Regions from separate parts of the Mus musculus genome. Here all the other regions are linked to region 4. Evidence: chromatin loops called from intact Hi-C (ENCODE). Cell type or tissue: gastrocnemius. All regions are shown on one strand.

The links. Peaks named below come from ENCODE experiments on the same cell type or tissue, not always from the same donor. Only the 100,000 strongest peaks of a DNase experiment are listed, where the experiment ranks them.
Region 1: it touches region 4 in a loop (3-fold over the local background); 36 of 42 quality-filtered maps call a loop at or near these places.
Region 2: a loop joins it to region 4, with 4 times the contacts of the local background. A loop is called at or near these places in 17 of 42 quality-filtered maps.
Region 3: it touches region 4 in a loop (6-fold over the local background); 25 of 42 quality-filtered maps call a loop at or near these places.
Region 5: a loop joins it to region 4, with 2.2 times the contacts of the local background. A loop is called at or near these places in 9 of 42 quality-filtered maps.
Region 6: it touches region 4 in a loop (2.6-fold over the local background); 29 of 42 quality-filtered maps call a loop at or near these places.

The regions. Positions count from the first base shown.
Region 1 is chr13:109,545,733-109,549,732 of GRCm38, reverse strand. The region is part of intron 3 of Pde4d (phosphodiesterase 4D, cAMP specific); the gene reads right to left. Among named protein-coding and RNA genes, the nearest start is that of Gm32703, 110 kb to the right of the region's middle. In gastrocnemius, CTCF peaks have their summits at 1,233 and 1,786 (motif pointing right); DNase peaks (open chromatin) are centred at 306, 1,802 and 2,457; H3K4me3 peaks cover 1,240 bases; H3K27ac peaks cover 1,468 bases.
Region 2 is chr13:109,607,766-109,611,765 of GRCm38, reverse strand. The region is part of intron 3 of Pde4d (phosphodiesterase 4D, cAMP specific); the gene reads right to left. Among named protein-coding and RNA genes, the nearest start is that of Gm32703, 170 kb to the right of the region's middle. In gastrocnemius, a CTCF peak has its summit at 1,769 (motif pointing right); a DNase peak (open chromatin) is centred at 1,784; H3K27ac peaks cover 325 bases.
Region 3 is chr13:109,340,025-109,344,024 of GRCm38, reverse strand. All of the region lies in intron 3 of Pde4d (phosphodiesterase 4D, cAMP specific), which reads right to left. Among named protein-coding and RNA genes, the nearest start is that of Mir582, 17 kb to the right of the region's middle. In gastrocnemius, a CTCF peak has its summit at 1,854; a DNase peak (open chromatin) is centred at 239; H3K27ac peaks cover 274 bases.
Region 4 is chr13:109,227,241-109,231,240 of GRCm38, reverse strand. All of the region lies in intron 3 of Pde4d (phosphodiesterase 4D, cAMP specific), which reads right to left. Among named protein-coding and RNA genes, the nearest start is that of Mir582, 96 kb to the left of the region's middle. In gastrocnemius, a CTCF peak has its summit at 1,891 (motif pointing left); DNase peaks (open chromatin) are centred at 1,364 and 3,050; H3K4me3 peaks cover 1,518 bases; H3K27ac peaks cover 1,701 bases.
Region 5 is chr13:109,438,910-109,442,909 of GRCm38, reverse strand. The region is part of intron 3 of Pde4d (phosphodiesterase 4D, cAMP specific); the gene reads right to left. It overlaps Gm32703 (a long non-coding RNA gene), which reads left to right and starts at 1,899. Exons shown (of 3, transcript XR_003950566.1): 1 at 1,899-2,008. In gastrocnemius, a CTCF peak has its summit at 1,913; DNase peaks (open chromatin) are centred at 1,241, 1,861, 2,423 and 3,274; H3K4me3 peaks cover 3,233 bases; H3K27ac peaks cover 3,549 bases.
Region 6 is chr13:109,743,219-109,747,218 of GRCm38, reverse strand. The region is part of intron 4 of Pde4d (phosphodiesterase 4D, cAMP specific); the gene reads right to left. Among named protein-coding and RNA genes, the nearest start is that of Mir1904, 160 kb to the left of the region's middle. In gastrocnemius, no CTCF peak of the experiment used is centred here; no DNase peak of the experiment used is centred here.

The DNA.
Region 1 (4,000 bases), 320 kb before region 4:
ATATATTCCTTTCTTTGGAACATTAACAAGTTTTGCTAATTGCCTGAAATAATGTTTTCGTTACTATAAGCCAGAACACCTTAACTCAATTCTTGAACCAGAGCTTCAGTTCCGTATGTCCCAATAACACGGAACATGGATAGTAACATGCCACTCACAGGTGGGTTATGAAAAAAACAGGATTTGATTATGTCATTTTCCTCGAGTGAGAGGCATTGCTTGTTGGCAAAGAGTCTGCTCTCTGAGACACTGGGAACCACTAACACAGATGGCACCAGAGTTAGCATGCACAACAGAAACAGCGCATAATGGAGAAAAGCGATTCTATACACATTCAGAAAAAGCTAGGTTGAAATTATAAATGACAGATGTCGCTGGCTGTCATTAGTGTGTCAGTGGAGTATGGGCTTTGATATCTTTGGCATTCTGCTAAGCACAGAAATCCCCACCGTCTGCACGGGGAAGGCAGAAATGGCATTAGCATAGCTCTGGTGAGTGACAATTCTGGAATGGATGGCACAAGCTTTGGGAATACCAAATGAAGAGGCCTGTCCCTTCTGACAGTTGTCAAAAGCCAAAGACAATATTCCTTCTGAAAAATAATTTCCTCAATTCATCCTTGACAGAGCAGAGCCAAACAAGGAAAGAACCCCAAGGGAAATGGGACTTTAGTGAGACGAGTATGAGAGACCCCCCTTTTACACTGAAAAGACAGCATCCATCCGTGTTTTCATGGAGGGAACAGTATAGAACTGCGTGGTATGGTGCTGGCTGAGAAAGGAGAGGCACTGAAAGGCAGCGCAAGCAGCAGTCCCCTGGCCTACTTGGAGCAAACATGATTGCTCCATCAGCATCTTTAGCAGTAACATTACTGGAGAGGTAAAATGAGTGAGAACAGTTGGTAAATGTATGTATTACCCAGCCCCACTATACACATCCTGATTTAGGGACCGTGTGCTAGAAGGCACGGGTTCCTTCTCTGTTGGTGTGATGCTTCGCAGAGAGCATTCTCGGAGGGTTTAATCTCCGTTATGATGTCAGGACTTAATGAGACATAATTTAATGAAACATCAGGAAACACATGCTTTTCCTCCTAGTTTTTTTTTCTCATCATCAAACTGCTTATAAGGAAAAATACCTAGTGTAAAACATCTCGTTTTAATTGTGCTAGGCCATTAGTTAAGACCATTTTTCAGACTTCGAATACGTTATTTAAAAGATGCAGTCCTCATTCCCACTCATAGAGGGCGCTATTTTCTTGTTCATTCCATTTCAGGCACTTGATTAAAAAAACAAAACAAAACAAAAAAACCCAAATACCCCTCCAATGCTGCATCAGTGAAATAAGCCCACAAATAGCTTGACTGTAACAGAGTATATGGTAACAATCCTTTAAGGCAGATTCAAATGAATTTTTAGCGTAGCCATTGCTTGTACTGTTTTTATCTGAGTAAGATGTGGTGAGAAATTAAACTTTCATTTCCTTCCAAAGATTGTTTTTCTTATACTCTAAGATTTTGTTACTTTGCCCATTAATAAATGTTCACTAAATTTCTTGTAGAAACGTGTTTACAGAACTGTATAACAAATTTAATATCACATACAAAGATATCTTCAAGCAAAGTGCTTTACTATGAAGTGAAATATAATTTTAAAATGAAGTCATAAAATACACAGGAAACCCTCCACCTACAATCGGCAATACATCAGACCTGCAAGATGTGCTGCGGCAATGATGTGTAGAACTTGTGGGAATGGCCAACAGATTTCGGTTTAACTTGAGAACCACACCACCAGAGGGAGCCCATGCTCTATACGACCTGATAGCTAGGACCCAGAGAGAGACTGGAGAGCCCAGAGCGCTAAGGCTGAGCCACAGTACTGAGGGAAAAAAATCCTAAAGATATTCTGCTATCCTCCTAGATCTAGCGACTTGTCCAGTCATTCTCAAAGAGTCCATCTTCAATGGGCCAGCAGATGGGAGAAGCTTTAGAGACCCCCACTCAGACATTATGTGGAGAACCTAACTGGAGGTTCCCATAGGGTCCTTCTCCTAGGAGCTCTGAAAACCCCGTGGAAGAGCAAAAAAACAAAAAAACAAAAAAACAAAAAAACAACAACAAAAAAAACAAAAAAAAACAAACAAAAAAACAAAAAACAACAACAAAAAAAAACAAAAACAAAAAAAAACAAAAACAAAACAAAAACAAAAACAAAAAAAAAAACAAAACAAAAAAAAACCAAAAAAACCCAAGAGATTATAGAGTGAGAGAGGATGGAGGACACCAGGAGAACACGGGCCACTGAATCAGCTAAGCAAGGGCTCACATACATGGGCTCATAGAGACCTAAGTGACAAGCCCAAGGCCTGCGTGGGTCGGCACCAGGTCCTCTGCATATATGTGATGGCTCCGTGTTTTTGTGGGGCTTCCAACGGTGGCAGTGGGTGTGTCTCTGACTCTAATGCCTGTTCCTGAGCCTCTTCCTCCTACTAGGTTGCCTTGTCTGGCTTGGATTCGAGGGCCTTTGCCTTTCCTTACTGTGTATCTTGTTTTGCCCTGTCTGACCGTCATCTCTTAGAGGCCTGCTCTTTTCTCAAGAGGAAACTGAGCGGGTGTGGATCTGAGGGAGAGGGGAGGTGGTGAGGTCGCTGGGAAGCGTGGAGGGAGGGCAACTGTGGTCTGATGTATGAGTGAAGAATCTATTTTCAAAAAAGGAAAAGGAAAAGTAGTTTATAGAACTATATGAAATTTAATGTTACCTATAAGGATATCCTCTTGAAGTAATGTGTTATACTATGAAGTAAAATGTAACTTTAAAATACGGCCGTAACACTGGCAAACTGTGAACTGACCTCAATGTTAATATTTATGGTCATTAGTGGTGAGGTGGAAATGCCTTTATGTCTTTTACTTGCAGGTGAAGCTGCAGAGTCATTTTTAAAAACGAGTTTTCTAAGTGTCTATTTTGGTATATTAGCATCCATTTTCTGTCCCTCCAGTGAGTACAGAACTGTGAAGATTAAATCAAAAGGGCTAACAGGGTTGGTCTGGAGCACGGAGACATGGGGCGAAGGGTAGGAGGAAGCCGAACCTCACGCTGATTTTTTTTTTTTTAAAGCATCTGTCGTTTAGAAACTGAAAGCAGAGATGAAATATTAACCGACACAGGGCGCACGGCGGCATAAATAACTCGAAAGGCTTCTGCAAATCCCGAGGATCACGGAAAGGCTCACACCTTTCCACACCCCTTCAAATCCTATTCATTTCCCCGTCCCCTTCCAACCGCACTGCTGACAACAGCTCCGAAGCGCATCATCCCAAAGGAGGGAGGCTAAAAAGTCTTCCGGGGAGGTGGCGAGCAAGCCAGGCTAGGTGTGTCCTCTCTGGCCTGCAGCATATGGAGTGTTATATTTTTATTTTCTTTAGCTGTGAAGTGGTGAAATAAAATCCACCTGGCTGAGCACCCAGAAGCAATGGCTCTGTAAAAAAACATTTATAGCATTGATTCCCCCCCCCCCCTTTTTTTTAATTTTTAGGTTTTCAAGAAAGTATACTTTGCCACGAGGATGATATCCTCATGGAGACAAGGAGTGGGGAGGAGGAATGAGATGTGGAACAGTTGGAGGGTGGATGGTGGCAGTGGGGGGAGGGAGATAAAATCTGGAGTGTAAAAAATAAATAAATAAAAGACAAAAAATAAAAGAAAGTATACTTCTTCATTTCATATTACAGTGCTCAAAAAAATGTTTGTCGTAAGACTGTGTCTTTTAGAAATGTCAGACAGGCTATACCCACAAAGTCTAATCAACATGGTTGTCTAAAACAAGACCTGAACAACCATGACACCTATGGAAATCCTAATTTGAAAAGGGCAACTAAGGGTCTCGATAGTAGATAAAGAACTGAGAACGATATGATTAGGAGAAATGGTCCTCCCAGAAACAGTCCTCCCAGGGAAATGTTCCTTCACTGATTATCCAATGCTATGTGGTCAGCCT
Region 2 (4,000 bases), 380 kb before region 4:
GACAATCTCTCTCCATCCCCACCCATCCTCATGTTCCCTCTTGTTTCCTTTCCTTTTCTGTCAAGGTCAGTCAGTGCTGCCCAAACCTTTCTGGGTGTGTGGTCCTCCACCGGGGAGGGGCTGACCTACCAGTAGCCACACTCGGAGAGAAACTGACCCTTTCTTCTCTAGCAACTAACAACTGCTCATAGTTCCTCATTGGAGCTAAAACCTCCTGCCCAGCTCCCCCTGTCATGCTGGGATTTGGTCTGGCTTGGGCTTAAATGGGCCCTATGCATGCTGCCAGGACAGCCACAAGCTCACATGTGCAGTCACCTTCCTGTTTCCAGGAGACTCTGCTTCCCTGTAGTTTTTCACTCCCTCTGGTAGCCACATTCCTCACAATCTACTCCTCTGCAATGGTCCCTAAGCCTTTGGGGAGTTGAGGTATGGTACTATACTCCCCTGGGCCTGAACACTCTGAAGTCTCCCATTCTCTGTACTCTGCCCAGTTGTGGATCTCTTCATGCCAAGCATCCACTGCAAACATTGCCTCTCTGGTGAAAACTAGAGGTGCTTTAATCTATGAGAATAAAGATAAATCAGGAAGAGTTGGATTAATTCCATACCCACTTAGCTGATCAATAGTACCAAGTTCTCTTCTAGGATCTAGCCACAGGCTCTCAGCTGGATAATGGTGCCAGGCCTGGGTTTCATCCTGTGGAGTAGGCTCTAAATGCAATCAGAAAGCGGTTGTCCACTCCAATGACATCTGTACCATGAATGCACCAGAGTTCAAGCTGGTGTCTCTTCTTTTCACCTTTGGTAGCTGCTGAGTCATTCTGACATCAGTTTAATTCTGATGGCTTTAGATATTTTGTCTCCTCTTCCCTTTTTCTTATTTTATTGTTTTGAAGGCTTTGAATATCTGCATATGTCAAGCGCTATGAAATATCCTGAGCATATTTCTTAGCAAGGTCCTTTTTATTTTTAATTCCTCATATCCAGGATCTAAACTATCCCATTTCTTCTAGTTATAGGAAATTTTCTTGTTTTATTCGTATATTAGGGTTTTTGTTTGTTTGTTTGTATGCTTGCTTGCTTGTTTTGGGGACAGGGTTTCTCTGTATAATCCTGGCTGTCCTGAAACTCACTCTGTGGACCAGGCTGGCCTTGAACTCTGTGATCTGTCTGTCTCTGTCTCCCAAGTGCAGGAATTAAAGGCTTGCACAGCCACACCCGGCTTCCCGAGCATAACTACCTCATCATTGTTTAGCATCTTCCCCTTCCCGGATCACTACCAGTCCCAGTGCCTTCTGTTGTTCCCATCTTCTCTCTGAGAGTTTCTTTTCTAGATTTTTGGCTTTTCATCTGTTTTGATTCTCATAGTATTTTAAAAATCTTTCGACAGAGACACTTAATTCAATTTGGCAACAGCAACTCTCGGCTTCTACAAGTCTTTTGATTGACCATGACCTTTGTTATTCTGTCTTATACATACTACTTAGGTACCACTTCCTTTTCTCAATTTTTTTTTTTCTTTGTTGGATTTCAATACTGGGCAGTTGGGTGGGAACCCAGCATTCATTAGACATCCAAGGGGATGTCACTGTACAAAGGTCTAAGGGCCTATTCACTGAAAGAGGCTTCCTTTCCTAGAGGGGTGCACTGCCTTCATGAGGTAGAATGTGCATGGTCCCTTCTGCTTTAGATTTCAACATTCTCCGTGCAGCCCTTACTGGATGCTGAAATGCAGTTGTCTGGGTCTCCCACTTTGTGGAATTCTCCAGCAGAGGGCAGTGTGCTCTTGCACAAGATCCATACCAAGCCTTGTCAGGGAGAAGAACCCCCCTGCAGCCCACAACTGGACAGCTAACACCTTATCTAAAACCTTTTCCGTTTTGAAGCCTCCAAAGGGTTGGTTTAGGATTTCAGGGAGCCATTCGTACACATCCTCCACCTTTGATCCAGGAAGCACCTCCCTATGAATGTGCCTAACACCAATTTCGCTGTCACCCTCTGCTTCCCAGGATCTTAAAAAAAATAGGTCTCCCCATATTTGTCCTTCAATCCTCTCTCAGTTCGCAGAGTGCACTTTCTCCCTTAGTCTTATGCCTCTAGGATACCATGTCCATGGGAAACAGACATGGTAGAGGTATTTCCATGGTAGAGGGTATAGGGACGGGTGGTGCCTTGGGTCAGATAGAGGTACCATAGAGTCTTATTTTCCACTCCCACACTCTTTGTTTTAAATTCGCAATTTTAATTAGAGATAATGTGAGCATGTGTGACCAGTTCATTACAATGAAACAAAAGAGCAGATTATTGATGCAATAGCTCTTCCCTGTGAACCTGAGTTAAAAACCATGTTAATGATCAGGAAACAGCCAAGGAAATTTCTACGGAATCTGCACGGAATATTTATCTTTTGAGTCCAGTTAAACAATAACAATCCCCCCAGCCCCCGACTCCAAGAGTCAAATAATTGTTACATCACTGGCTTGGCAATTAAGACCATTTTTCTAATTGGACTTTTAAGAGTTTTGGGTACGCTCACTGGAGTGTGACTATTCTGGAAGATGAAAGAATTTGAGAGGAGCAGAGCCATCTTCCACTTTTAAGCCATGCTCTGAGCCTTGCTGCACACGCATCTGAAACAATTTCCTACCAGCCCCAGAACCTCTGTAAGTCCTACAGGATCCTTGACCTTAGCTGGGGGAGGCAGGATGAATTTCTAGTCACAAGAAGAACAGCGTGGCTGTACCAGGGAATAATGCAAGTTAACCCACTGTCAGGTGATAGCTTCCTCCATTAGAGTTAATTGCCTGCTAAATTAAAATTCATCATAATATTTGAATCACGATCATTTAATGTAAAAATGTTTCCACTCTTGGAATCCTCTACCCTGGAAGGTAATTTCTCACAATCCTGAGGTTTGTTTAAGAAATGTGCCTGTATTTGCCGTTTTGAATATGAAAACGTTCATTCTGACTCACCAACACCATCAGAAAGTCTAACAACAAAGAAGAAGGCCCATGCTTAGTGGTGTTTAGGATATTTTGCATACTATATTTTTCTTCCTCCAGATTTAAAATGTTTGTTCAGCTTAATAAAAGGCTCGGGGAGCCGGGCGTGGTAGCGCACACCTTTAATCCCAGCACTCTGGAGGCAGAGGCAGGCAGATTTCTGAGTTCGAAGCTAGCCTGGTCTACAAAGTGAGTTCCAGGACAGCCAGAGCTATACAGAGAAACCCTGTCTCGAAAAAAACAAAAAAAAGACTCAGGGGATCTTTTAAACACTGGACCACCAAATAGACAGCATACACCAGCTGATATGAAGCCCCCCAACACACGTACAGTAGAGGACTTCTGGGTCTGTGCTCGTTCAGAGATGATGCACCTAATCCTCAGAAGACTCGAGGCCCCAGGGAATTTGGAGGTTAGGTGAGGTGGGGAATGGGGGCATCTACGTGGAGATGGGGTGGTGTAGGGAGAAGGTGTGGGACGTGGAACAGTTGGAGGGTGGATGGGGGGAGCGGGGAGTGGAATATGGAGTGTGAAAAATGAATTATAAATAAAATAAGAGACTCGGGGAATCTTCTGGTCACATATCAGCTCAAGTCTGTAAAGTTGAACTTATTGACCATGGACTCATGCAGCATTAATGAAAAGGGAGAAAGAAGGTAATCTATAAGAAATATTAGAGTATAAAACAGACCCTCAAACTCCTAACTGGATGAGGTGATTTTTAAGAAGACACCTAATGTCTGGATTAAAAGGGAAGGAACACAGGTAGTTTGACAATACTTATGTACTTATAGAGCAATATGATGTAAGACTTTTCTCCGATATAGCAGGTTCATGCTGTCATAGCTTCAGTTGTCCTAAGGTTACCCTATAATTCCAAGATGCACTATTTTTATGTTGGCATTAGCTGTACATTCTTATGATGTGTAACATGGTATTTTGATATACAGATGCATTGTAGAATGACTAAATCAAGCTCACAGACAAAAGCATTG
Region 3 (4,000 bases), 110 kb before region 4:
ATAACTCCAGCTGTGTCAAGTTGACACAAAAACAGCCAGTACACTGCCAGAGTAAATATATCTCAGATACAAACAGAAGTGCCATCCTTTAAAACCGTGAAATTCTGCTAATTATTACCCTGATAGTTTAAATAAATCAGAAGCCCATGGGAAGGACAATTGTCTCCTAGCTGCTATCGGAGCTAGTCAGAACCGTGCAGCTTACTCTAGGGGAGGCATGGTGCCATCTAGTGACCAAAGAGTAAATCACACGTGGGCTATCCCTCCCCTCCCCCAGTCAGGCTCTGGGTTACACCCAGAACTTGGATCACAGAGATTTGAAAGAGAAACACAATACAATTTCCCCAGTTAGAAATACTACTCAAGCCATTTGCTTTGTAAATCATTCTGTGTAGCTGCTAAGGAAACTATATGGGTTATAATAAGAACATGACCGTCTGACTCTCAGCTTTAAACTACCTCTGAGTTAATCATACAGTCTCCAAAGAAATGCCCGTATACAATAATCCCAATGAACTGTGTTCTTTTGTTCATTGAGCGTTAATGTGGCTTTTGAAACACAGTTCCAAGCATTGTTCTGTAAAGCATGTTAATTTGAAATGTCTTGTTTTATTGACTCCATACCTTGCTAGAACGGCACCTAAATTCCTGAACACCTAACATATACAGAAGAATCATTTAATGAATCAAATGCATAACACTTAAAAAAATAAAATATTTCTCAAAACAGAACCAAATGTGTTTCTCACTGTCAGGATAAATGTACTTGATTTTATTGTTGTTTTGATTATAGAATTAAATCTCTACAAGAACCAGTATTATTTCTGATGCATCATTTCATTCCCCATATCCCTGCCCAGACATCTTTCCCTTCAGCAGAGAAACGCCTACCATAGCAAGGACACCGCACCTTCCTAAAGAATCAACACACTCGACTTTATGGTTTTCTAGGTTCTGTTTGTATGCAATCTCTGTAAGAGGCATGACCCTTTGTTTGGCATTCAAATCACTGCTTCCAAAACTCCTTAGAACTCAGAGCATCCTTTCTTCAAGGTCCTCTCTGCAGCCCCCATCCTGATGCTTCCCAACAGCTTCCCCCCCCCCCACCCGTAGGAGTCTGGAATTACAAGGCACCATTTGGTTAATTGAATCTAAAAGGGCAGGGAGGGGGAATTACTGTTTCTCGGTATTTTCAAAGGATTTCGTCAGTACTCTATGTTTCCAGTACGTTTCTGCAACATATTTAAAGCAGCTGATTTTGTAGGCATTGGGTTACATGCATGGGGTGCAAAGCTCAGACAACATCTTCAACTGTTGTGCAATTCTCAATCATGCTTGAACTCTTCTCTAGTATTGCTTAATTTTAATTCAAGCAAAAAAAAAAAAAAAAGCATTTGTGTACGCTGCAGTAAGCGTCACAAAAGATAACAGCTCTTCAAGTACAGAGACTGCTGTGACGTTGGGACAGAGGGAAAGTTCTAAAGCCAGCAGCACATCTAGCACAGCCACAAATTTTTTATGTCTTTTGTTTTAGTCCTTTGTTCCTCAGGTAAGAGTATCTAAGGTTGGAAGCCAATAGCTAGAGTTAATTATCCACACAAACTACTGCATTTAGAATGTCTTTCCTGGGCATGGGAGGGGGGGTATTTACTGGAAGCAGGGTAAATGACTAGCAGTGACACCCCCGAATAAAATAACACCCTTCCTCCAACAACCTTTAGCTGCTAATAGTCCCTCAGGGAGAGCAGGCCCTTGTATGTCCATTTCCCTACCATCCCACACCCATGTTGAAATGTTAAGGGGTCCAGTGTTCTGCAGGTCTTATTCAGACAATGATAGCAGTTCCTGAGTGCAATGCTATGTCATGACCAGAAGATGTCTTTGACTGCACATTTCTCCATACTCTGATTGCCTCTCTGTGATGCTCCTGAGCCTCGGAGGCAGTGAAAAGAGCAATCTCACTTAGGAAGGAGAACCCCACCGTCACTTGTTATTGGTTCTTTGGCCAGTGATGGGTTTCTGCGTTAAGCATTGGCAGCTGCCATGAGAGTTTTCTCTGATGCACATTAATTCTTAAAGGGAGTGATGCTTTGCATGGTGACTTTGAAATTTCTATTGCAAAACATTCTTGTGACAAATTGCTTCAAGAGATCAGACTGTAACCTCTCGTTTTACATTCAGATGGGTATGATGGTCTTATATGTTTAATATTGAGCAGGACTTTCAGTTTGTGGAAAAGAAAAGATGAGTCTCATGTGGAGAGACCAGACTACATTTACTAAACAAGACAAAGAGAATCAGTTATGAACAACTTTAGTTACAAATTGTGATAGCAAATCAATATGCCTGTGCCCATGAAGAGTTTCCTTAGAAATAAACCTTACTTAGCATTAGCTCGGGGCTTTGTTTTATATATATATATATAATATTAGATATTTCACCTGTATTTCAAAGGCCAGTAAACATTTATTTAGTTAAAATTTCATTTGGCCAACAGACATAAACTAAAGGCTTCCTTTAGCACAGGTTTGAAGACAGTCTAGTCTCATTTTATAATATCGATAAAAATAAAAGGTTATATTAATCTATGATAAACTAATGAACCCTCAGGTAGCTTGTTAGCTGACAACTTTTGTAATTTCATATAATACTAAGGGACTTTTTTAAAAAAATAATTGAAGTCTCACACTGCTCTATTATAGGAGAAATTAATTTAAAGGAATTAATTTAATCTTACATTAAATATATACACCGAAGCATGTATTTTATTGAGACTGTAATAAGAACAGAAATGTAAATGATTTTAAAGCTGGAAAGGGAAATTAAATACCTGTGGACTTAAAAAAAAAGTTGATTAAGAACACTTCTAGACCAGTGATCCCAGCTATTTGTATTTGTATTTACAAAAAGCTATAATTAAAATATAGGCATTATCAGTCTGAGGCAAAAGCTGGACTAACACACACAAATTCATTATTTTACAGCCTCACGCCAGTGATTTAACTTGTACCTCATCAGTATTCTAGTTATCTCTCCTTTCTTGATCCTCTTAAATAATACACTACCTAGCACTTATCTAGCCTTTCTAAGAGGAAGCTTCAAGTTTGTTTTATATTGATCATCTTATTGACTTACACTAAGAGAGGCAGTAACCAACCAGAACCATCTGGGAAAGACGAAGAGAAGCACGGGCAGCCAAGACACACCGAGAGTAACTTTTAGAGACACTAGCAGGAGATGCAGATATCCTAGAATTACAGATTATAAAGTTGCTTGGCTTACTAAGGACTGTGGATCAGGACAGAGCTCTGCTCATTCTAAGCATACCATCTACCAAGCCCGTCTATATATCCCCTGCCTCCAAGTAGCTTTTTCATAGACTAGAGGCAGCACTGAAACCCAGAGTGGTAATAACACCATGACTCTTGTTGGTCAAAATTTTGCAAAGGTAACATACTTACTGACTTCTTTACAAGGGTGTTTAATACAATAATTAGAAATGGGTGGGATGTCTGAATTACTCTCCAAGGAAAATCCAACCTTTTCCCGGTGAGACGCCATGCAGGTGTGTCATTCAAAATGAGTAAAGTCCTCTGTGTTCCCCAATAATACTGCTCACACTCTGACACACCCTAGTGTTTATTTGTGCATTTTTTATAGCGATCTCCTCCATTTTGTTTTGGGAATGATTGGCCACACCTTTTTTTCATCTTTCTGAGTCCTTAATATTAAATAAGTGCTCAATTAGTAAGTGCTCAGTAAGCAAGGGCTTGGTAATGAGTACTCAGTGAGTACTTAGCAAGTGAGTACTCAGACAGTGAGTGCTCAACAAGAGAGTATTCAGTAATTGAGTGCTCAATCAGGCCAGTGAGTGTTCACAGAGTGATCGATCAGCAGTACTAAGTCAATAAGCAAATGTTGCCATGGTTACTTAAAACTCAGATGCCCACCTAAGTCACCTCAGTGCTAAAATAAGTCAGTCCTCCAAGAATTCATTCCG
Region 4 (4,000 bases):
GTCTTCTAGGAAGACCCCTGGTACTGTTTAAAAAACACCAAGCGGGTTGTTGTTGTTGCTGTTGTTTTGGTTATTTTTGTTTTTTTTTTTTAGTATCTGTGCAGTTTGGGGAGTCAAAAAGTGACTGGAGCAGAAACACCATGAGAGAAGCTAAAAACCATTAAGTGAGAAGGAGTTGGGAGAGATTGTAATAACTCTGGGATGAAAAAAAAAAAAAACGGTCAAGCAACTTGCTGTTGAAACAGATGCTAGCTTGCTTGTAAAGAGCATGGGTGTCTAAATAGCATTCCATTGCGCAATGCTTGTGAATATAAAGAGCTCCTCGGACCATCAAAAAGCCCGATAACGCATAACTGCCACGTCCAGTGCAAACAAGATTTTGTGGGGGAGGAGACAAGAAGGGAACTTGGCTGGTGGCTGGGAAATTTGAGTGAGGGCATTGAATCCACCATGGGATTCTCTGGTGTGGAAAAGACAGATCTAGACAGTGACCCTTCGCTAAGCAAAGCTGAACTAATCTTGCTTAAACCAACTGGAGCCTCCGGTGGTCAGGAGGCAGCTGTGTCTCTGGGCGGCGGAAGGGGGGTTGGGGTGGGGCAGGGCAGGGCAGGGCAGGGTGGGGCAGGAGGGGGTGTAGCAGCTCTCAATAGCTGTGGAGTGACCATGGGGCTTCTTCTCACAGTGAGGGTAATGGGGATCTTCGCCAACTGTTACTAGACGCCAGGAAATAAAATTTCCACAGCCCACAAACAATAAAAACCTCAACTAGTTTTAATGTGGTAGCAGCCAGAAACCAAGCTTCCTGTTGTTGTTCAAGGCCCCAAAGTTCACATTTACCCCCAGGTGAGTCCGTCCTGTCTCCACTGCTGCCCTCCTCCTTTTAGGCAGCGAAACAGATCAACAGGTAACTCTGGACTATGTGTCTATCTGGGAGAGTTATCAATTGCAGAGTTACTGAAAATGACTTTATGAGAGTCCGTATGCAAATACGTGTGTTCAGCCATAAGTGAACTTCAAGGAAGTACGGACAGATGATAAAACTGAACAGGAAGAATTCTCAGAATGTGTCAAAGGATTTGCTCTACCTCAGGGTAAAATCGAAAAGGGCATCTCATTCCTTTTTTTCTTTTTTTTCTTGGTTGTGTGAAGTAGGAGAACCTGAAATGCAGGTTTCGATATTAAAATTAGTTAAGGAAATTGGTGACTTCGGGAGACTCAACAGTGGAAAGGGAAAATGAAGAGGAAATAATTACAGTTGACGTTAATTGGATGACTCATGACAAATAGAGAGAGCCCTTGGAACACAGTGCGCAAACAGCCAGTGCGGGTTAACTGCCGCTCACTGGGTTTGGTTTTGCTAGGGGGAAAAAAAATCACAAGGCTTCAGCACAGAAGAGGAAAAACTTTTTTTTTTTTTCCGATTGTCCAGAGAGACCACACATGTATTTGGCAACGGTGCATCAATGTCCGGCAACTCTAGCTAAGATGGTGAATGATTGCAGAGCTCGGGGGAATTCTGGGATTTACTTGGGGTGACAGCAGATCCCGAAGCTCATCGTCCCTGTTCTTCGCCTGACATATTATCCTTGTACTCTTATCTTTTTGACCCTTGTAAGTACAGACCTCAACCCTCTTCAAAGAGTCATCACTTAAAGGTACAGTGGAGACAAATAAAATTGTTCAATAAATAGTATCCGAAAGTAAGGTCTACGAAGAAGAAAATTTAAGGATTCAAGACTGAAGACTCTTGAACCACACGGAGTCCTTGCCCTTTGCCTCACCCATCTGAGGAAAAGGGCGTCAGGAACACACAAAATGTTTCTGGTTAGAATCAAAGCTCCTATCATGGAGCAGAGGTGACAATACTAACTAAAGACTACCATCTAGTGGCCATTTCGAAGAACTACATGAATTAACAAAGAAGGCCAACAATTCATGAAAACCTGTATTAGTGTTCTCCACTTTGTATCAAGGGAAACAATCGCTTAGAGATACCTAAATATGTGGTAAGTGTTTTTTATTATTAGAATCTAGTTGAAAGCCCATACTAGGTCACAAGACGGCTCAGATGCAGGCCCACAGTGTTGTCTTCATCAATCTGTTTATAACACTAGTGTAGGAATCTACTTACAATACAATATTGTTGCAATCTAAAACACCCTGTATGGAAAGGACAGAAATACAATAAATATGAGTTGTATTGTTATATATGTATTCAGTAATGTAAATGGAGAATTATGACTCTCTCTATTCGGTTGTTGACTCCCCCCTGATTTTCCCTGGACTACCGATTCACAGACTCCCAGAAGCACCGACTCCAATAGCCCCAGAGTCTGAATGACTACCTGGATTCATGAACTCTGCCTGTTTGAGCTTCAACTATTAACTTAACCCTAAAGTGAAGTCTTAGGTTCTCCAGTTCTCCCCATTACCAGAGACAGCTGCTTCGTCTCCTGAAATGCCAGCCTCACCCATGAGACAGGATGGTGAAGGTTAGAGTGAGAAGATTTAGTCAGATTAGGTGCCTGGTCTCCAGGGTGCTTTCAATTCTGACAAAATAGATATTGTTGCCATCAGTGACCCCTTCATTGATCTCAGCTACGTGCTTCAGCATCCTACCCACAGCAAGTTCTATGACACAGTCAAAGCTGGGAACAGACAGCTTTAAAAAGGGGGGGACCTCTAATGACTTCTTTTGTGATTGGGTTACCTCACTAAGGATGATGGAGTATTACTCAGCTATTAAAAACAATGAATTTATGAAATTCTTGGACAAATGGATGTATCTGGAGGATATCATCCTGAATGAGGTAACCCAATCACAAAAGAAGTCATTAGATGGGTATCATCGGGAGCCATCTTGGATCCGGGACTCCGCCGAAAGTAGTCTGCACAGGTGAGAGTGTGCACTACAGAAGCTAACAGCTTCTGGGACAGGCAGGAGCCACAGAGCTTCTGAGGCAGTCCCCTTTTCGGCTCCAGACATCTGGCCACCTTCCCGGCCAGAGGACAGGTGTCTGCCTGGCCCGGGAGAACTTTGTCTCAGCATCGGCGGGAGCCATCTTGGATCCGGGACTCCACCAAAAGTAGTCTGCACAGGTGAGAGTGTGGACTACAGAAGCTAACAGCTTCTGTGACAGGCCAAAGCAACACAGTTTCTGGGAAAGGTCCTGTTTTGGGCCTTCATCTTTGGCCAGAAGGGAGGTCCGAATGCCAGATATCTGTGCACCTTCCCCGTAAGAGGAGATTGCCTGCAGAGTGTGCTCTGACCACTGAAACTCAGAGGAGAGAGCTAGTCTCCCAGGTCTGCTGATAGAGGGTAACAAAATCACCAGAGGAACAATCTCTAAACAGAGACAACTATAACAACTAACTCCAGAGATTACCAGATAGCGAAAGGTAAACATAAGAATCTTATTAACAGAAACCAAGACCACTCACCATCATCAGAACCCAGCACTCCCACTTTGCCCAGTCCAGGGCACCCCAACATACCTGAAAACCTAGACCCGGATTTAAAAGCATATCTCATGATGATGGTAGAGGACATCAAGGAGGACTTTAATAACTCACTTAAAGAAATACAGGAGAACACTGCTAAACAGGTAGAAGACCTTAAAGAAGAAGCACAAAAATCCCTTAAAGAATTGCATGAAAACACAACCAAACAGGTGATGGAATTGAATAAAACCATCCAAGACCTAAAAAGGGAAGTAGACACAATAAAGAAAACTCAAAGTGAGGCAATGCTGGAGACAGAAACCCTAGGAAAGAAATCTGGAACCATAGATGTGAGCATCAGCAACAGAATACAAGAGATGGAAGAGAGACTCTCAGGTACAGAAAATTCCATAGAGAACATCGGCACAACAATCAAAGAAAATGGAAAATGCAAAAAGATTATAACTCAAAACATCCAGGAAGTCCAGGACACAATGAGAAGACCCCAAACCTATGGATAATAGGAGTAGATGAGAATGAAGATTTTCAACACAAAGGA
Region 5 (4,000 bases), 210 kb before region 4:
AGCAAGTTCCGTAAAGTTGGTCCACTCCATGATTCATGTGTGAGCAATCTATCAGAATTCTATTGGTTCAGCCCAGAAGGACTACCCTCAAATAACTAAAGCATTCTTAAATATGAGCAGGTCAGATATTACGGTTGTTTGTTTGTTTGTTTTTTATCGAGTCAGCATTCAAAGTTTCCCTTAACCTTCTATGGAAATGCAGGCCAATTGATATTTGGTATCAGAAATCCATGTATGCCCTTTTCTAGAGCATTTTCAAATAACAACAACAACAACAATAATAATATAGACAAAGCAGATTTCCAGTCCTACCATTTCTGTTCCTTACTAGGTAGGTTGTCTATTTTTGTTTATGAACTATTAGCTATTGTGAACATCCTATGCTTTCTTATTTGGGATGCTTTGTAGCAACAAGAAAAATTTAATTGCATAATCGTTACTTTCTCAAATGGTCTTCTTGGCTTTATACTGAGCACTCAAGACAGACCTTGCTCTGCTTGTTGCCATGGGGTTTTAGAATTCTGAGTTTCCAGACTGGAAGGTATTGATTACTTACCATATCCAGGAATGCCTTCTGAAAGGGAAGGTATTCACATGCATCATGTTCGCAGCTCTTCCGTCATTAATATTTTCCTCGTCTCCTATGTTGCATGTAGTGATTTTCACAGATGAATCCCAACACTCTGGTTTGAGCATCGATCATGGATAATTATTGCAACAAGTAATGAATTTCACCCCCCAAAAAAATCACCCCCCCAAAAAAGAACACAAACAGCAAAAACAAAAGCCCTTCCAGGATTTGGAGAACGAAACATCACAGAGTATTGCAGGTATGAGTCCATCCATGTAGCTCCTACCAGTGAACACACTAATAGAACCAGTCCAGTCTCTACTCCTAAATGATGGCGAGTATTGTCCTGGTGAGATCCAAGTGTCTTGAGTATGAATTAATGCATCTTCATAGAAAGGACTATGGAATGTGGACAAAAAGGAGTCAAAAGACAGTTTCTTGTTATCCTTGTTAAAGAAGTGTTAGGAGGGAAATGGAAAACTTCAGGTCGCTGTGCCATGCTGTCCTTTAGGGATGAATACTGCTTTTTCTTCTTTCTTAGGAACATATTCCTGTGTGGTCACTTTAACGCAGTGCTACTGTCTGAGGCTGAGACGTGTCCGACAAAGACCTGGGCAGAGGGACTAGAAACCATGTATAGCGCAAGGCAACTTCTTCTCCCGATCTCAGAATTGCTGGTTTCGAATGCCGAAGTAGGAAGGCAATGAGTAATTTCTGCTTTGCAGGACAGGATTGGTGCTGGCTCCCATCATGACTTCAGAAGGCGCTGTGGTGATGAAATTCATCTGCCGCCTAACCCCACAATAAGGCTGTCTGCTCTCTTTAAGTAAAATGACTAAGCTATCGATTCTCTCACTGCAGAATCCCCTCTATCAAAACCGTGTGTGAGCTTTTAATATTTTTTTTTTTTTTTTTTTTTTGCCTTGGAAAGAAAATGAATTTCACAGCTGCAAGGCAGACGTTGTCTAAGAATTTCTTACTCGGCTGGCTTTCTTGTCTCTCTGTTGTCTTTACCACCCCAATTCAGTTCCCAATTAGATGTCATTTACTCTGGTGCTCTGACATCCGCAAGATTTTCATGCCCAGGCTATACAGACCTTGCATGCTTTTGAAACACAGTGGCAACAGGAGTCCCCCCACACCGAATTTCCGGCAGAACCTTTGGTATCCTCGCAGCCGCCTTGTCTGCCCTGGGCTGTGCCGCCCCAGCTCTGAGCAGGACACTTGCAGGCTCCCTGGTACTGTACATTAACTCTGCAGTAGCCCGCTCGCTCAGCTGCAGACTGCTGCCTGACAGGGGATATGCTGGCGTCAAGGGGGCCCTCTAGGTGGGTTCCCCGTCACTGCAGAGCCGCGCACTCCTTGCTAGCCTCCAAGGAAGAGTGAGCTAAAGGGGTTAAAAGGAAGAGCTTGCCCTGAAGGAGCAGATTTCTTTCAGTAAGTAATTACCAGGCAGGAGAGGAAAAAAGGCTAAAGAAACCTGTAAATAACCTCACAGGGAAATGACACACTGAGCAAATAGACGGAGGAAGGTTTTTCTGTTTGTTTGTTTAATTTTCTACCTATTCAACGAAAAGAAAGGGAACAAATGAAGTCCAGAGAGAATGTGCAAATGATAGGTATGTTCTTTTTTTTTTTTTTTAAACAAAAACATGGGGGCGGGGCAGCTCTGCTTACTAAGATGATTTGTAACCAGTTAAGTACGGATCTCCACACTCTGATTTTGGACAGGAAATCCTGGGGAAGCTAGTTCTGCCGAAGTCACTTAGACTTCTGCTCCGTTTGCGCATGTCATAAAGCTGCTTGTTTGATTAGGGGGTGTGTAGCTGGGAGGAGAGCTCCCGTTTCATTTCCTGGAGCCTGCCCCTTTGTTGCAGAAATTCTGTGCAATAGTCCCCCGAAAGCACCCCATCGCTGTTGATGCCATTTTGGAGCAAGAATAAAATAGTAAACTCTTGGAATAGTAGGTTGGCTCTTGAATGGTGCTTGCCTGAAATCAGAGAATGGGCTTCTCCGTGGTAATGTGCGCAACGTTAACGTATCTCTTTTAACTTGGGTGTTTAAAGAAGGCCATTATGCAATTGCTTCATATTAAAAGGAATACTGGCAACACTTAACATCCTATTCATCTTCACTTAGGGTTTCCCCAGTGAATTCTTGTCCTTGTAGGAAAAAAAAAAACATTACTGGGGAGAAGAGGATTCATTTCTCATAAATTCTAAAGCAGATGTTTAAAATAAAAATGGAATTAGTTTCAGAACTGCTAAGGTTTGATGAATTGATGGTCCCAGGTCAAGAATTCATTCCTGGTAGGAGGAAGAACTAGAGGATTCCTTTAAAGCAATTTGAATTGTGCATGCAGAAAGATGGCACCATGTAGCACAAAGGGACATGAGGAAAGTTACTGGGACTTCCTGTGATGGAGGCAATGTCCTTGAAGCACCTTTGTGTAGAAGGGACCAGATCTCTCTCCTAAGGTCATTTGTGAGCCTTCCCAGAACCCTTTCGGCTGGAATTGTTCTCAGCAGACTCTCAACGCTTGCAATCAGGTATCACACAGTAATGCAAACTGGTTTGTTAGAGTGTATACTTAAATATCATTATTTAAGACCTAGGTGTACTAGCAATGTCCCTGGCCATCTTCTAAGTGCTTCACAGGATAACCCCACTTAATCCACTCAGTGATGCTGTGAGGCGGAGATGATCTCTGACCCGGTGCCAAAGAGGAGTGGAGGCACTCAGAAGTTAAATATTGCTGGAAGACAAATAACACATTTGCAGAAAGAAGTCTGACCACATGGCTAAGATTTTTGCCTGTATTATTCTATTCCCCCCAAATTAGTTTTGCCACCTGGAGAATGAACTCTAAGGGCTAGTAATTGTCCATCATCACACTTTCGGGGAGAAGAAGCTCTGGGGCCCACTTAGGTTATAGGCATCTGTCCTTTTCCTTTTATGGTAGGGATGATGTGACAGGCATTAACTATTTCAAAACCAGTACATTCTTCTCATGCCAGGTGAGCAAGCGGGTCTCCTTAGAACGTCGTAATATTTGTAAAAAACAAAAATAAGCTAGTACTATAACTTCCATTCTAATAAGCATTTTCACTTGACACTTTTGTCTGTTTTTAGTACATTCTATTTCCATTCTATTCATAGGCCAAAGTGGAATATCTATGCAACCCAACAACAACAACAGCAACAGTAACAGCAACAACAACAAATAACTGAACAAATTTTTTCCAGGCATCACGGTTTCCCATCTGATACTGGCTAGCTATGTTTCCACGTGGGGACAATGACATAAGCAGACACTTTATAGATTGAAAACACAAAATGACTCAGTTATTAGGTCATTAAATGAGATTTTCAAATTAAAATATACTTTTAAAAGAAACATCAATTGATTTTTCCCCCCAAGTGCTGGGA
Region 6 (4,000 bases), 520 kb before region 4:
CCATGACCATGACAATTCTTTTAAAGGATAGCATTCAGCTAGGGCTAGCTTACAGGTTCAGATGTTTAGTCCATTATCATCCAGGTGGGAAGTATAGTAGCATCCATGCAGGCATGGTGCTGCAGGAGCTGAGAGTTCTATGTCTTCCTCTAAAGGAAGCTGGGAGCAGATTGACTCTTCCTCACTGAGCAGAGCTTCAAAGCCCACCCCCACAGTGACACACTTCCTCCAACAAGGCCACACCTACTACTAGTACTACCTCCTATGGGCCAAGCATATTCAAACCACCACAGCAGAGCTCTGACAGAAAACCAACACCAGGGGCTCTAGAGGTGTGTGACATTGGGTAACTGTGAAGGAAGATGTGGCAGTATGAACAAAAGGGTAAGGAGATATGTCCACCAGCAAGAAAGTCCCCAAGAATAACATGTTTTAACCATCTGAAAGGAACCCAGCAATAAGTGTCCAAGGCTTTTCAATTTAAAATGAATCCACCCACATCACTGTGCCTTCAACCCCTACTGCACATTCTGTGTGTAGGAGTACAGTAGGTAAACATGAGGGAAGAGCTGTCTGAGTCATCTCTAGGTTCTATATGTCATGGGCTAGTCAGCAGAGGATAGGAATGGAGGTCCAGTTATCCAGGTGAATTGACTTTAACCTAATGAGTTTGGGAGGTAGCTTAAATTCACTGGATTGGGGGTTTTCAGATTCAATGATCCTTGTCTCCTATGGTGGTTAGTTTTGTCGTCAAGTTTGATGAGATTCAGAATCCCTTAGTAGACTATTTTCTGGACATGTCTGTGAGGACCTTTCCAGAGAAGCTATCCGATCGGCTTCCCACACCCTTGCCACTACAGCTGGAGACAGTCTCACTGCCATGCCTTCCTTGCTATGGTAAACTGCACACTTAAAAACTGTGAGCCAGAGTACGTTCTCCCTTGCTTAAACTGCCTTTTTTTTTTTTTTTTGGTGGAGGGAGAGGTATTTTGCCACAGCAATGACAAAAGTGATGAGTGCACCTCTTGTTGTTGCTCATTGTCCCGTTAATCTTTGCAATCATCTCCCTTCATGCTTTCAAACACACTGTCTCCTTATTATTCCATTCTCCTCATGTTCATTCATGTCACAGCAGGGTCAGCTGTCATTTTTCTGGTTGTGTCTACAGTTATATAAATGTTTTATTATTAAGTATGATTTATATCTGCTTTTCCTATGTTTACATCTTTGCTACGCTCACTAACACTGACGTGCTTCTTATTTTTCTTGTGTGTGTGTGTCTACACTTATGTGTGTGTACTTGTGGATGGGCAGGCATGTGTGGGGAGGCATGTGCACATGTGTATTGAGGCCAGAAGGTGACTGAGAGTGTTTTCCCAATGACTTCTTCACCTTACTTTGGAGCCAGACTCTGTCTCCTGGTGAACATGGAGTTCACTGGTGCTCTAGAATGGCTTTCTATTGACCTCCAGCAACTCTTTCCATCTCGACAATGCAGGGATCACAGTCCTGCTGCTATATGCACCGTTTACAAGGTTGCTGAGATCCAAACGAAGATGCTGATGGTCACATGATAAGCATGTTTATCAATCAAGTCACCGTGGTGACATTTGTGTTTAATAAACACAGCAGAAGATTCTGGAAACATCTATCTTCTCTCAGTGAATGCTTGTAGACTCTGAACTTTTTTCCATACTATAGAAATGCACACATTTTCTGAGTCAGATGCATGGCTGCCTTATTGATTTTATGCACTATAAGATTTGTCATGGTTTATTTTTCACCAAATTTTTATAGTGCTTCATAGTCATTCTATTAGTCAAATGGGTTTGTCTATCAACTCACAAATATTGTTCACAATGGTATCATCAAAGTGATGTTCTTTACAGATGATCAAAACTTTTATTGTGTTTTGAAAAGATGAACATTTTTGGACTTTGGGTCTCCTATTCACAAATGGCAACTAACCAGTACCTCCCAGAGCTGTGTCTGTAGTTGCATATGTAGCAGAAGATGGCCTAGTCATTCATCAATGGGAGGAGAGGCCCCTCAAATATGGTCTTGCGAAGACCATATGCCCCAGTACAGGGGAATGCCAGCGCCAAGAAGCAGGAGTGGGTGGGTTGGGGAGCAGGGTCGGGGGAGGGTATAGGGGACTTTTGGGATAGCATTTGAAATGTAAATGAAGAAAATATCTAATAAAAAAAGAAGAAGCGAAGAGTCTGATGAGATGGTTCCGCAGGTAAGCATACTAACTGCTCTTCTGAAGGTCTGGAGTTCAAATTCCAGTAACTACATGGTGGCTCACAACCACCCATAATGAGATCTGACGCCTTCTTCTGATGCATCTGAAGTCAGCTACAATGTACTTATGTATAATAATAAATAGATCTTTGGGCTGGAGCAAGCAGGGACTGAACAAACAGAGTTGACCGGAGCTAGCAGGGTTGACTGGAGTGAGCAGAGGCCTTAAAAATTCAATTCCCAACAACCACATGAAGACTCACAACCATCTATACAGCTACACTGTACTCACATACATAAAAAAATAAACAAATCTTTAAAGAAGCAAAGGATGAAATGAGACAGCAGATACAAAAATCCTCAGAAAAGTGAAGTGTAATATGCATCCATGATTTATGTTCTGACCATTGCTGCTGTATTTTTCCTTTGTGTACATCTGCTACTTATTAATACTTATTTATGGATGATAAGACAGTGGCATCTTGCCAGGAAGTGATGATTTCTTTCTTCTCATTCCCTAATTAATTAAACAATTATACCCAAACTTACAGAGGATTTGTTTTTTCTAAAATATTTCATTCAAACAAAGAGTTACAAACTCCTGACGCTAAGCGATTTTATCTGTTGAAATGCTAGTTAAGAACAACATCTACAGAATCATCAAGTGAACACAGTAGATTTTATTAAGATGATTCTCTCTAAAGGACAGTTGTGTAGTAGAGCTATGGACATTGCACATTGCTGGGAACTAAATAAAGGAGCCTGAGGTTTACACACATGGCCACATAAGCCATCAAATAAAGGGAGAGCAGAGTTATGTATGTGTGGAAGATAAATGCTGTATTAAATTAAACATGAAGTCATAATTACTTTGTTTATCTTGTTTCTCAGCAAGTGTGAAAGAAATGCCTCATTTCTCCTGGGAAAATACACAGAGGAACTCAGAAAGCTGAGCACGTCAAGGCATTATTTTTCAACAATTTACAGAGTTGCCTCATGGTCTGATTCAATTTGTCATTCCTACGTGAGTCCTCCCAGCAGATAAAGGACGTCTTGAATTGGTACAGGGTAAAATGAGGTCATTCTTGTATAGGGCTTTGGAAATAAAGGCTTTTTTAGACTGTGAAATACCACCAGCTTTTCATAAAACAGAGCTGCATATTTAGTCTTCCCTAACTTGAATAGAGAGTATGGAACACACGGCCTATGCATTAGCATCCCAAAGTTCTTTTTCTAGAATTTTAGAGAGCAGAGCATTTAACCACTAAGATACTTCCCCCTTCCAGTTCTCTTACCTTTCTTTCTAATAATTTTTTAATTGCTCAATACTTTCTTTCATTCATATAACAAATTTTAGTTGTTTTTAACCCCTCCCTCTCCTTCTTTCTTCCCAACAAGTCTTCCTCACACTTCCATGTCTACCTTTGTGGGGTCCACTGAGTTTCATTAGCATGTCTTGCCTGTTCACTAACCATAGTCCCTTAGGAATGGGTGGAGCCTCATGGGCCCCTTCCCCATCCATGGTGAATTTCTGGCAGGCCCAATCTTGTGTTGGTCTTCTGAAGACAATCAGAGCTGCAGAGAGTCCATGATTGCAATGGCCGCACCATGTCACATCCAGATGTCTTTGCCATACGTCTCTCTGTTCTTTGGCTCTTATATTCTTTCCGCCCCTCTTCCTCAATGTTCTGTGGTCCTTGGCAGAGGTGCTTTGTCTATTTAGTTGTTTCACTTTTAATGAAGTTGGACTAGACAG